Linked DNA regions of Homo sapiens: region 1 is linked to region 2. The links are chromatin contacts, found by Hi-C or POLR2A ChIA-PET in ENCODE. All regions are on one chromosome and are shown on one strand. The core of a region is the stretch at or near the end of the contact, and the rest is flanking DNA. Distances in the headings are between cores, read along the strand shown. Region 1 has its middle 11 kb from the start of LINC01936. Region 2 overlaps LOC102723594 (a long non-coding RNA gene).

Evidence for each region. Hi-C counts contacts between places; a loop is a spot of excess contacts on that map. ChIA-PET counts read pairs that join two places held with the same protein, here RNA polymerase II (POLR2A). Pooled maps may share reads with other maps.
Region 1: POLR2A ChIA-PET joins it to region 2 with 11 read pairs in activated B cell. The contact joins two enhancer-like sites. A Hi-C loop is called at or near these places in 6 of 168 maps with a recorded cell type or tissue (B cell, GM12878, OCI-LY7 and 3 more), 35 of 37 single-sample maps with no recorded cell type and 15 of 50 pooled maps. POLR2A ChIA-PET finds 5 or more read pairs at or near these places in 16 of 52 experiments (B cell, CD4-positive, alpha-beta T cell, CD4-positive, alpha-beta memory T cell and 12 more).

The regions. Positions count from the first base shown.
Region 1 is chr2:30,332,387-30,339,034 of GRCh38, reverse strand. No RefSeq gene overlaps it. Among named protein-coding and RNA genes, the nearest start is that of LINC01936, 11 kb to the left of the region's middle. RefSeq lists enhancers at 976-1,215, 1,596-1,785, 2,646-2,715, 2,726-2,785, 2,876-2,975 and 1 more. Within about 2 kb of position 1,299, at least 9 of the 41 ENCODE cell types and tissues checked have a DNase peak (open chromatin) inside an H3K27ac peak, as active enhancers do; they include B cell, where a contact is called at or near this core.
Region 2 is chr2:30,289,141-30,295,163 of GRCh38, reverse strand. It overlaps LOC102723594 (a long non-coding RNA gene), which reads left to right. Exons shown (of 3, transcript XR_427017.4): 3 at 1,334-2,129. Among named protein-coding and RNA genes, the nearest start is that of LINC01936, 54 kb to the left of the region's middle. RefSeq lists a silencer at 675-845 and enhancers at 1,339-1,388, 1,559-1,618, 5,602-6,023. Within about 2 kb of position 1,528, at least 5 of the 41 ENCODE cell types and tissues checked have a DNase peak (open chromatin) inside an H3K27ac peak, as active enhancers do; they include B cell, where a contact is called at or near this core.

The sequences.
Region 1 (6,648 bases), core at 50-2,549, 44 kb before region 2:
CTCTCCCATGGCTATTACAGTAGATTCCAAGAGGGTCTTCCTGCCTCCTCCCTTTCCTCTCTCCAGTTCTTTCTTTACACAGTAACCAGAGTAATCTTTCACAGTATAAATCAAGTCATGTCTCTTGGCTGCTTTAAAACCCTGCAGTGGCTTTTTACAATAAATCCGAAGTCTTTTCCATGTTCTACAAAGCCTTCCATGACCTCACTCCTGTCTTTTCCACCTCACCTTGAAACCCTCCCCTTCCTCCCTGGCCCGGCTAGCCAGCCTCATTCTTTCCTAACACACAATGCATGCTTTATTGTTTCAGGGCAGGAATTGGCAGAATACTTCCTGCTTCTGTTTTATAAATAAAGTTTTATTGGAACACAGGCATGACAGAGATTGATGGACCATGAAGCCAAAGGTATTTACTATCTGGCCCTGCACCGAATGTTTGCTGAACCCTCTTTTGGGGCCTTTGGCCTTGCCTCTGGCTCTTTTTCCAGTTTGTAGCCCAGTTGATTCCTTGACTTTCAGCTCTCAGCTTACATGTTACCCCTTCAAATGGATCATCCTTGACAACATTGCTTCAGTGGAAGTCCCTCTCTCCAACCCAAAAACACCCTTATTCTCCATCACACACTCTGCTTCTGACCTTTGTAGCATTTTCTCAATTTTAGATTACATATATATTTATTACTTTACCTGTTTACTGTCCATATCCTTCCCTGACAACTCTAAGCTCCACGAGGGTAAGGACTGTGGCTGTTTTGTTCAGTATTGCACTCCTTGCACCTCCAAGTGCCTTCTCTTGCTAATAAACCACCGGAATTCCTGCATCCAGTTGAGGCTTGATCCCTTCAGAGCGGCTCCTACTCTCCCAACCACTCCGCTAGTCTGTATACTGATCCAGCAATTCTCCGCTACTGAGGTGAGGTTGGGCACAGGTGATGCTTCCAGAGAGCAGTTGAGTGTGGAGTCTGAGCCACAGGGTTGCATTTCCTAACAATTCTCAGCCATCTGAGGAGTTGTGACACCACCTCACTGTGTGTTTGATTTTTAAAAAATGATGTTACAGGCCGGGTGTGGTGGCTGACGCCTGTAATCCCAGAATTTTGGGAGGCCGAGGTGGATGAATCACCTGAAGTCAAGAGTTTGAGACCAGCCTGGCCAACTTGGTGAAACCCTGTCTCTACTAAAAATACAAAAATTAGCTGGGCGTGGTGGTGCCTGCCTGTAATCCCAGCTACTCGGAAGACTAAGACAGGAGAATCACTTGAACCGGGAGCCGGAAGTCGCGGTGAGGCAAGATCGCACCACTGCACTCTCCAGCATGGGTGACAGAGTGAGACTCTGACTCAAAAACAAAACAAAACAAAAAAGATGTTACAATTCCCTCACTGTTCCACACATTCTAGAAAATAAAAACTGAGCACAGGGTAGCATGCATTTATCTTTCATTAAAACAACCTGAGAGTTACTTTGGGGAGCAGTAATTCTGGAGGGCTGCCGGGAGGAGGTCCCTCAGCAGCACTTGTAGTTGCCTCCTCTGCAGCCACCTTGAGCCTGTGCCACCTTCCAGGGTCCTGATTCCTTGCTAACTTCCCCAGAGCACGGGCTGGACAGGTGCAGTTGGGGCTGGGAGGCCAGGCAAGCAGCTGCAGCTCAGGGGCACTGAGGGCGCGGGCCTGGAGACCGTTCTTGGGGAACAGGCCGAAAGAAACCAGGGACATGTAAACACATCAGACTGAGACTCAGGCCCCAGAACCATTGCTTTCAGATGTACACAGGCAGTCATGGGGAGGAGATGCAGAACAGGAAGTGGTTTAGAAAGCCACTCTCTCAGCTTTACAGATGAGAAAACTACATCTAGAGAAGGGACCTACCGGGTTAAAATTAGAACGGACAAGAACACAGGTCTCTCACCATTCTCCTAGTGTGTTCTTCTAGGCTGAATCACCCAGGCTGTCCTAAGCTTCTAAGGTGTCCTCCCGGACAGTATCTAGAATGGCTGGGCACAGCTAGGATTTCTCTGGAAAGCTTCATGGAGGGGGCTTGGAAGAGCACTGGACTTGGCCTTGGGTGAAGCTAGGTTTGAACCCTGTCCTCTCAATAGCTGCAAGTCCAGGACTAATGTCCCAAACTGCTTTGAGCCTCAGTTTCACAACCGTAAACTGTGGTAAGAGTCTCTGAATTGCTGGACAGTTTTGAAGATTCAATGAAGTAAGACCCGAGTGTGCCTCAGGAGTTCCAGATACATAGCAGGCATGCAGACATTCAGTCAATATTAGTTGGATTTTGAGTAGCCAAGCTAGCAGAGGAGGGGCCGGAGCAGGAAACCGTGTATCCATGGGGTATGGTGTCTTCTATAGTAATTCCAAATGAGTTCATCAAAGGAAGAGTCCACGACAAATGGCCCTTTTCCATCCCCTCAATCCCAACCTCCCAGAATACCATGTTTCGGGTACTACAAGGATGACGGTTGCATCTCTCCAATGTCTTCAGAGGAATCAGGGTTTATACTCATAACATCTTACATCCTGGGACATAGGTTTCAGTATGACCTATGCTATTGTCTTTGGATACCTGCTTACCAAAGGCATTCCACCCTCTCTAGGCCATTTGATAAATATCCAGCGAAACAATGTTATCATTGTTGGGTGGTTCAGCTCCCCACCCACTCTGGCAACAAAAGGATATCGTTAATGTCCTCTGTGCAACAAAAGGATATCATTTGTCTTAATCTGGGGCATGTGTTCAGAGTCCTTTGAGATCTCAGAGCATTCTTCTTCCCCCAGATCCAGGTTGCCTGACTGTGCTCTGAGAAATTCTGAGTGTTCAACAGAGCCTCTGCTGGTGGGAGAGGGGCCAGAGTGGGTGGGGTGCTGAGCCACCCATCACCCTTCCTTCAGAGAAGTTTCAGTTTTAGCTCTTTGCATATTGGGTATCTTTGTAAGATTATATTTGAACTAAAATTTTTGCAGTTAAAAACCAGTTTGCAAATTGTGCACTGGAGACTGAAACTAATGGCTGCCAGGTTCTGTCCTAGGTGGTTGGCACATGTCATCTTGCCTCATATACTCCTCCTGATAACCATTTGAGTGGGTGTGATTAGCCTTGCTGCCGTGATGAGGAAACAAGCATTCTGAGAAAGGAAGGAATTAGCTTTAGGAGCTAAGAAAAGAAGGATCCCAGGACTGGAACCCAGGCCTGCCTGGCTGGAAGCGACACCTTCAGACCCTGCAGAATACTATCACAGCGTGATGCTAATAACATGGATTTCCAGTTGGAGATCTGGGTTCAAGTTGTGTTTCTGCCTCTTCCTACTTGAATGATCCCTGACTGGACACTGTATGTTATTTGAGCCCTGTTTTCCTCCCTGAAAAAATGGGTATGATAATAATACTAGTCAGAAGATGCACACCCTTACATCACATTCCAGTGATGCTATTTGTGTGGCATCTTGGGGGAGAGACCCCGACTGCCTCCTTCAGAACCCCTCATCCCCAGGCTGAGCTGGCCTGACTGCCAGCAGACTCCTCATTCATAATGATCCCAGTCTTGGGGTTGCTGAACCTGCAAGGGTGAAGTTTCCCTGGGGGCCCAGAAGCCCTTTCTTGCGCTCAGTCTGGGGCTATGGGGCTCAAGATCAAAGTGTGTGCTCTGCTTTCCCTGGGTGAGACACATCCCTTCACCCTGCAGCCTTCTTTAATTAGCTCAGAGCCTTAGAGCAATACCTTTTTTGGGTTCTTATCAGCACTTCCTGATAAAGTAATTAATGGGTTTCTCTTCTCCACTGAGCATCCTGCTGCCCCAGAGGGCTGAGCTGGGAAGGAAGGGGCTAATTAGCTCCTGTGTGATTATCTGGCTAAAGCAACTGCGCCAAGTCTCTGCAAATCTGTATGGAGCCCTCATCCTCCCCTGGGTGAAACTTCAGCTCTCTGTTTATTCCTTTTGCTTGGTGCCAAGTCTGCCCACAAAGTTCAGCCCCTTCCACAGAGAGCCTCTCTTTCTCTTATCACCAACATCTGCAGGTGGCACTGTGGGACCCAGGGTCCTGCCTTGAGCCTTGAAGCCAGTCACCTGGGAGCTCTCAGGGAGGTCCCTGGAAACCTGAGCATTCCAAAGCGAGTCCAGACTTTCCAAGCCTGCCTCTGTGAAAAACACAATGGCAGCAGAGTGTTGTGGAAAGAGCCTTCATCTGAGGCCATAGACTGACTCTAGACTGCCACCTGCCACCAAATAAGCTGTGTGACCTTGCGTAAATGATGCATTCTCTCCAAGTCTCAGTTTCCATAGCTTTTTAAAAAGGGAGTGGGGACAGGGAGTTGGTATATAATCAGGGATGGCAAATGCGTGGTTTTCCCAACTGTGATGAATTTGTCATGACTCTGCACCATGTTGACAGCGATGAAGCCATGTCCAGTTCCAGTGGGGAGACTGGAGATGCTGACCATGATGTCTGTCATTGTTGATGTAGGTGCAAGGCTTCCCATCAGCAGCACTACTGGCATTTGGCAAGGGCTATCTTTGCTGTGTTTGACGGTGCTATACCTCTCAGGTATTAGTACCTTTCAACAGCAATCATTGAAAGGCAAACAAATACTTTGCATGTTTCCAAAGATCCCCTGGGGGCTATGCTATCCTTGGTTGAGAACCTTAGGTAGGCAGATGGTGGTAAGGGTCAGGATTCTTTGGGCTACAAGTGACAAAGACCATACTTAAATTAGTTTAGCTAAAATGGAAATACAGCCATTTATGTAACAGAGAAGCTGAAGGAGAGACTTGGGCTGCCTTTCTCCATCCAACATAGCTAATTAATCTCTCCTTCAGAAGAATCTGCGGTAAGGTAAGTTCTTTTTAGATCCTCTGCCTCCCCAAGCCCTTTCTATCTGGGAGGAAACAACGGAAAAGATGAGCAGCAAGGTCATTCCAAAGGTGGGGGATAGATCACCCCTTTGCTCAGCCTGGCAGGCTAGAACATTAGCAGGGACTTAGGCACAGCCAACTGTGGGTGCCTGCCTGGGACTTTGTTCTAGAGAGGCCACACAAAGACTCTTGGCTCTATCCAAGGTTATTGTTGGTGGCGGTGGTGCTGAAGTTGGGGTTTTGGGGCAGGGTAAGTGTGTCCAGAGGTGATGGGGTCCAGTAGGGCAGTGATGGCTGTAGCAGCCTCCCACGCTGAATTCCTGTGATGAGGACTCGCCTAGGCCTTTGCCACCCTTAGCTTCTACATGTACTTTTTTCTTCGGCCTTCCTGTTTATCCTGTGGGTGGCCCAGGACCTTTCCAATAAATTATTTTCCTGATTAAGTTAACTAGAGCCAGTTTCTATTGCTTGCAACCCAGACCCTCGCTAATATAGTTGGAGTGGGGCATCTGGGTAGGACGAAAAGCCAGTAAGCAGGTCAGTTGCTCCAAAGTCTCGGGGGGCTTCTGGAAGGTGGTTAGGAAGCAAAAGCCAGCAGGACCCAAAGGCCACGGAAGCAATTTTTCTTGGTGATTGTGCTAGTGATCTCACTGAAGACAGGAAATTCCTCCTCACAGAGAAGACTCACTTCTATGTAAGGCTCCGCTTTTGGGGGCTAGTTCCTGGCACCCCTATCTCATGATCTACCTCTTTGCTAAGCTCAGGTCCCAGTGGCAGACAGGATGAGTCTGTGCTGTACTCCCTACCCATCATGCCCCTTTCTTTACCACATGGGATTCAGTGGATAGGTGTCTCCACACTTGTCACTGTCAGTTCTAGAAAACAACATAAAGCAAGTGCCTGAGCTGAACGCACAGCCAGAGCAGGGCCTGGGTCTTTCCCTCCTCCCAGATTAACTCAGACACAGACAAAGAAGGGCTGGGGTTCTTGCTATGAAATCTGTGGGTGGGGAGAGTCCGCTTTGCAGTGGAGTTGATTGTAATAAACTCCCCCTCCTCCTCCAGCAGGAAATGGCCAATGTAAAACCCTAAATGAGGGCCGGAGTCTAGAAGAAACTGTAATAGGAACAATGACAGCATCCTCTGTAGGAGCTGCAAAGAGAACAGACCAGGATGTGAACCTGGTTGTTTTCCTGTGAGATCCTCTGCTACATTGTTTGCCCAAGGTCAAGGCTCTTTGAGTTAGCCTAGTGAATTGTTCACCCCCAGCCTCTCACCTCGCAAGTGCTCAGAGGGTCAAAGCCATGCAGTAGAGATTGGGGGTTGAGACCATGAACTCTGGACTTTGGAGCCAGACTGCCTGAGTCCAAATTCCAACTCTGTCACAAGATGAGTACATGTGGGCAAGTTATTAAATTTCTGTGCCTCCATTTTCTCCCCTGGAATGATAAAAATAGGATACCTACCCCTGAAATTCCTGGGGAAGAATTTCCATTCTTCAATGAGATCACCTCATAAGATTACCGTGAAGAGTGAAAGGGCCTGGCACAGAGCATGATCTTAATAAATGTCAACATCTTAGTGCCCTTGTGTGGTACCTGATCATGGTGGTTCTCCTGACCAGTTGAATAGATGACCCAGTTCTCCAAGGTATTCCTGAATGAGGCCAGGAAGTAAGAATAAAGTCATTATGGTCTGGGAGGACCCAAAGTTTATGTTTGTTCCTTAAAACCAAAGAGATATGGTGCTCAGTGGCCACTGTGGGTGAAGTGGCCCTGAAATCTGTCCTGAAGTCTGT
Region 2 (6,023 bases), core at 279-2,778:
CCCCTGGGGCCGGAGGGGCTATGGGGTGAAGGCTTGGTCATGGGAGTCATCTCTAGTGCTTGCCCTAGAACAGAAGATCACAGAGCAGCTTGGATAAAGCTGACTTGGGGTTACAGCCCTAGAACCAGGACGGACCTCATAGCCAGGAGCGGTGGTTCGAGGCCTGCAGAGGCCCAGGGTCCCTGCTGGGGAATGGAGTGAGGGAGTGAGGCAGGGATCTGGGGATGACAGGACACAGCCAGCATTGAGGAATGCCTTGTGTTGTAGGAGCCGGGGAGTGCGACATTGGAGTGGGACATTACTAGCTGTATGGCCTGTACAAGGGCCCACACCTTCCTCCCCTTGTCCAGGTCTCCTATCTATAGAATGGGGGTGAGAAAACCAATCTCTAAAGTTTCTTGCTTGGTTGGGCATGGTGGCTTACACCTGTAATCCCAGCACTTTGGGAGGCCAAGGGGAGAGGATTGCTTGAGCCCAGGGTTTCGAGACCAGCCTGGGCAACAGAGTGAGACCATGTCTCAATAAAAAATAAAAATAAAAAAAGTTTCTTATGAGAATTAAATGACAATAACACACAAAGTGCCTAATACATAGTGGGTGTTGGGAGGAAAAGGGGTCTAATTTGTTCAATTGTCATCTGCCATGGAGGTAGAAGGAAAAGTGTAGGCCAGAGGTTATCAAACTTGGCTGAAAATCACAATCAACTGGGGGGCTTGTCAACCCAGTTTGCCATTGCCCGCCCCTGGAATTTCTGTCTGTAGCTCTGGGTGGGTCCTGAGATCATTTCTAACAAGTTTCTACTGCTGCCGCTGCTGCTGCTGCTGGCCTGAAGACCACATTCTGAGAACCCCTGATGTAAATACGAAGAGGGTCAGCCCACTTTTGAGTGGCGGAAAATTGTGGTTCTACCACTTTCTAGTTCTGGGGCCTTGAACAATTTACTTAACTTCATTGTGGCTTAGTTTCTTCACTTATAAAATAAAGATAATTGTGCCTTGGGATTATCGTAGGGTGTTATAAAGATGAAATGAGTTAACAAATGTGTAAATGGTTTGGAAGAGTATCCGATAAAATGTAAACACTCAAAAATGTTAGCTCTTAGTATATGGTAGGCCCTTGAAAAATACATTATCTCAATTGTCAAAAGATCAGCAGCAGCAGTTAATATTATCATCTCCATTTTACGGCTGAAGAAGTGTAAGCTCAGAAAGATGAGATCTACTATGCAACTAGGGAACCCAGGCTGCCATCTGAACCCAGATCTTCCAGCTCCATAGTTAGGGCTGTTACAAATCAAGTCTCACTGCTTCCTTCCTCTTTTTTTTCCTTTAAGCTCTGAGAGTGGATGATTCGGCCCTTAAGCCTGAGAGGCTGAGAGTGGGTAGGGCTCAGTGCCTGGAGCAGGGAAGAGTGGAGGAGGAAGCTCAGGAGGAAGTTTGCCTGGGAACCTGGCACAAATGTTACTCAGGATGCACAGTGGGGATATTTTCGTGTGTTCAGAGGGCAGATATGCGGATGACTCAACGTTTTGCCCACGTAGTGCCTCTTGTTGCTTGGCTGCCTTAGCTGATTGAAGTCATCAGTGGATAATGTAGCAGGTGCAAATGAATTGGCTACTGATGGTTTATACAACCCTGGAGGACGCCCCTACTCTCGGCCTAATATGGACAGAAAATACAGTTATTGGACTACAGCATCAAAATACTACAGCCCTGTGGACGATGAATCAGAGCATCTCCCTCACCCACAGAGACCACAGTGTTCCACAAGAAGGGAAGATCTGCAGTAGCAATTCCTGCGGCGGGGGGAGGCTTCGTGTCTCCCCGTCCTAATTGCTGTCAGTTGCCCTGCACTGAGTGCTCACGAACAAGGAAGGAGGCACTGCGTGTGGTCATCCCAACTCCTCACAGCTGCTGAAGAGAAAACTCTCATCCATATATGGTGTTCAATGGGTTTATATGTTGATGACTCCCATCATGTATTTGCAGCCCAAATTCTGACTCTTCTGTCCTCTGTCTAGAAGATATATCTATCTATGTGTCCTTTACACTCCCTGGATTCACCATGGCCAAACCTCCTTTGAGATGAAGTCTCAATCTGTTGCCCAGGCTGTAGTGCAGTGGCGGGATCTCGGCTCATTGCAATCTCTGCTTCCCAGGTTCAAGTGATTCTTGTGCCTCAGCCTTCTGAGTAGCTGGGATTGCAGGCATGCGCCACCATGCTGGGCTAATTTTTTTTTTTTTTTTTTTTTTTTGACGTGGAGTCTCACTCCTGTCACCCAGGCTGGAGTGCAATGGTATGATCTCGGCTCACAGCAACCTCCACCTCCTGGGTTCAAGCGATTCTCCTGCCTTAGCCTCCCAAGTAGCTGGGATTACAGGCGCCTGCCACCATGCCTGGCTAATTTTTGTATTTTTAGTAGAGATGGGGTTTCACCATGTTGGCCAGGATGGGAGAACTAACCTCAGGCAATCTGCCCACCTCGGCCTCTCAAAGTGCTGGGATTATAGGTGTGAGCAACCGTGCCCTGCCTAATTTTTGTATTTTTAGTAGAGATGAAGTTTCGCCATGTTGGCCAGGCTGGTCTTGAACTGAGCTCCTGACCTCAAGTGATCCGCCCCCTCTCAGCCTCCCAAAGTGTTAGGATTACAGGTGTGAGCCACCACACCTGGCCCAATGTTCCCTTTACTATCCTCTTCCCTCAAACTTTGCTCTTTCTCTGTCCCCACTGTCTCACTTGGTGGTAGCAGCCACTAAGTACCCAATCCAGAGGCTCTGAGAAGACGCTAGGTGTACCTTTTTTTTTTTTTTGAGACAGCTTCTCACTTTGTCACCCAGGCTGGAGTGCAGTGGTGAAGTCATGGCTCACTGCAGCCTCAATCTCCCGAGCTCTGGTGATCTTCCCACCTTAGTCTCCTGAGTAGCTGGGACTACAAGTGCACACCACCACGCCCAGCTAGTTTGTTGCATTTTTTTGTAGAGACAGGGTCTCACTGTATTGCCCAGGCTGGTCTTGAACTCTTGTGCTCAAGTGATCTGTCCACCTCAGCCTCCCAAAGTGCTGGGATTTCAGTTGTAAGCCACCTGGCCTGAGATTTACTTTTTAATTTTAATTAATAGACTATTTTTCAAGAGCAGTTTTAGGTTTATGAAAAATTGAGAAGATGCTGGGCGTGGTGGCTCACGCCTGTAATCCCAGCACTTTGGGAGGCTGAGGCGGGTGGATCACCTGAGGTCAGGAGTTCGAGACCAGCCTGACCGATATGGTTAAACCCCGTCTCTACTAAAAATACAAAAACTAGCTGGGAGTGGGGACAGGTGCCTGTAGTCCCAGCTACTGGGGAGGCTGAGACAGGAGAATTGCTTGAACCCGGGAGGCAGAGGTTGCAGTGAGCCGAGATCATGCCACTGCACTCCAGCCTGGGCGATAGAGCAAGACTCCATCTCAAAAAAAAAACAAACAAACAAAAATTGAGAAGAAAGTATCAATAGCCATATCCCTCCTCCCCACTAGTTTCCCTTATTATTAACCCCTTGGATGAGTATGGTTCATTTGAGTTTGTTACAATTGATAAACCAATATGGACACATTTTTATTAACTGAAGTCTGTATTTACATTAGGGCTCACTCTTTGTGTTGTACTGTTTGTTTGTTTGTTTGTTTGTTTGTTTGTTTGTTGAGATGGAGTCTCGCTCTGTCTCCCAGGCTGGAGTGCAGTGGCACGATCTTGGCTCACTGCAAAGTCCACCTCCCAGGTTCAAGCAATTCCCCTACCTCAGCCTCCCAAGTAACTTGGATTAGAGGCACCCACCACCACACCTAGCTAATTTTTGTATTTTTAGTAGAAACAGGGTTTTGCCATATTGGCCAGGCTAGTCTCGAACTCCTGACCTCAGGTGATCTGCCCACTTCGGCCTCCCAAAGTGCTGGGATTACAGGTGTGAGCCAACATGCCTGGCCTTGTGTTGTACATTCTACATATAGGTTTTGAGAGACATTCTGTATGTTATTGTAATGGTGGGTATATTTAATGCCAAGTTTGTTCCTAAAGCAGATAGTGGCCTTGTAGTGGGGTACACATAGTGTGTCCCCCGAGAAGAGGAGCACTCAGAACATATTTGTCAGTCCCTTCCATCCTTTCTCCCTCTGCCTCAAGGAACACCTACTACCCCAGGTTTGGTTCCTGGTTGGCCCTGACCCCGGCTTGCCTGTGTCAGATGGGAGCTGCCTGTGGTTTGTAGATTAGCCCTTATCTTAAATGCCAAGCTCCAGGTCTGACCTCACACAGAGCTTTGGGCTGATCTGATGATATTTGGTGAGGAACAGATGCACTTCTTGACTATAAGACCTGTGGTTCAGTCTCAGGTCTCACCCTTTGTCAATTTTATGCACTTATTCATTGACTTAGTTTTTACAGCTGGGGCTCCACGACCAGCCCCAGATGATCACAACAGCTGGGAGGCAGAAGTGACTTGGAACAGCTGAAGTCCTAAAAAAGAGCCTTAGGTCTGATTTCCATTCAGTCGTGTTGGCCTCCCTTGCTAGTTAGCTGAGAGGAAGGAGGACTTTCTTTCTACCCACTCCAACTCTCATAAGGCCCCCAGTGATATCTGTGTTGCTGGAGTGGGATGGGGTGAGAGAGGGAGAGGGAGTAGAAAGAGAAACACAAGAAATTCAGGGATTGAGCCATATTCCTGGTCCTCACATTGGCACTACTGAAGGCCTCTGTTAGCCTTTCAACTCTTGGATGCCTCGATGGTTCACTTTAGAAGGAAAAGGGAATGATTTGGAATGCCTGCACTTGTTGCAGGGTGATTTATCCAGGGAAAAGGAATGCACTGTTCACATTTCTTAGCCTTTTTTTCTTTTAATTGAAGTGATGTGAGCAATTAAAATGTTTCCTTCCAAAAAAAGCCCTTTAAAAATTCTATGAAGGTAGCCAGATTTCAATTATGTTCATTATGACTAGATTTAGATGTGTATTTTGTATAATGTAGAGGCATAGGACATCTATGTCATGAACATTCTAGAACCATCCCCAGAAAAATGCAGTTTCATTAGGCACACACATAACATTTGCATGTATGGATGGGGGTGAGTCTTGGATCTTTTGCAGCCCACCTAGTGATGGCCACTAGGATCACAAACTTTAAGAACAGCTCAGTGACCCTAACTTTCATATTCTGATCCTACATTGTGCTAAGGTGTGTGTGAAGTGACCAAATTTAATAGATAATAAAATTACTAGGCTGTGTGCTGCTATCTGGCCAACGCTTGCTTTGGACATCCTTGACAATACCCTCTACCTTGCCTCTTCAAGGGTTTTAACCTCTCCATGACATTGTCCTCTATGGGAGGGCTCATGCACCCCACCCCGCCCAAGAACTTCCCCTTAACATTTTACAAATGCTGTAGAAAAAATTTTGTGTGGCTGGGCGCCGTGGCTCATGCCTGTAATCCCAGCACTTTGGGAGGCCGAGGCAGGTGGATCACTTGAGGTCAGGAGTTCGAGATCAGCCTGGCCAACATGGTGAATCCCGTCTCTACTAAAAGTACAAACATTAGCTGGGCGTACTTAGCTGGGTGTGGTGGTGCACACCTGTAGTCCCAGCTACTTGGGAGGCTGAGGCAGGAGAATCGCCTGAACCCGGGAGGCAGAGTTGCAGTGAGCTGAGATGGTGCCACCGCACTCCAGCCTGGGCGACAGAGCGAGACTCTGACTCAAAAAAAAGAAAAATGGTGTTTCAGTGTAAACCTATGCATTGTCTACAGCAAAGCTGTCAGGGCTATCAGATTCTACTATGCATTGTCTTTGAGCTATTTTGCAAGGCTCTGTAAATTGGAAGTAACCGATAGATATGTAAATTATGTCTTGTCTGATAGTGATTTAATTGACTTCCTCCCCTTTTGGGAAAAAAAGCAATTTAATCTCCATTTGCAATTCATCTCTACATTCCTTCACTCAGTAAGAATTTGTGTGTTTTTGACTTTTCCTTTGAACTATTGCCTGGTTTCTTGGTAT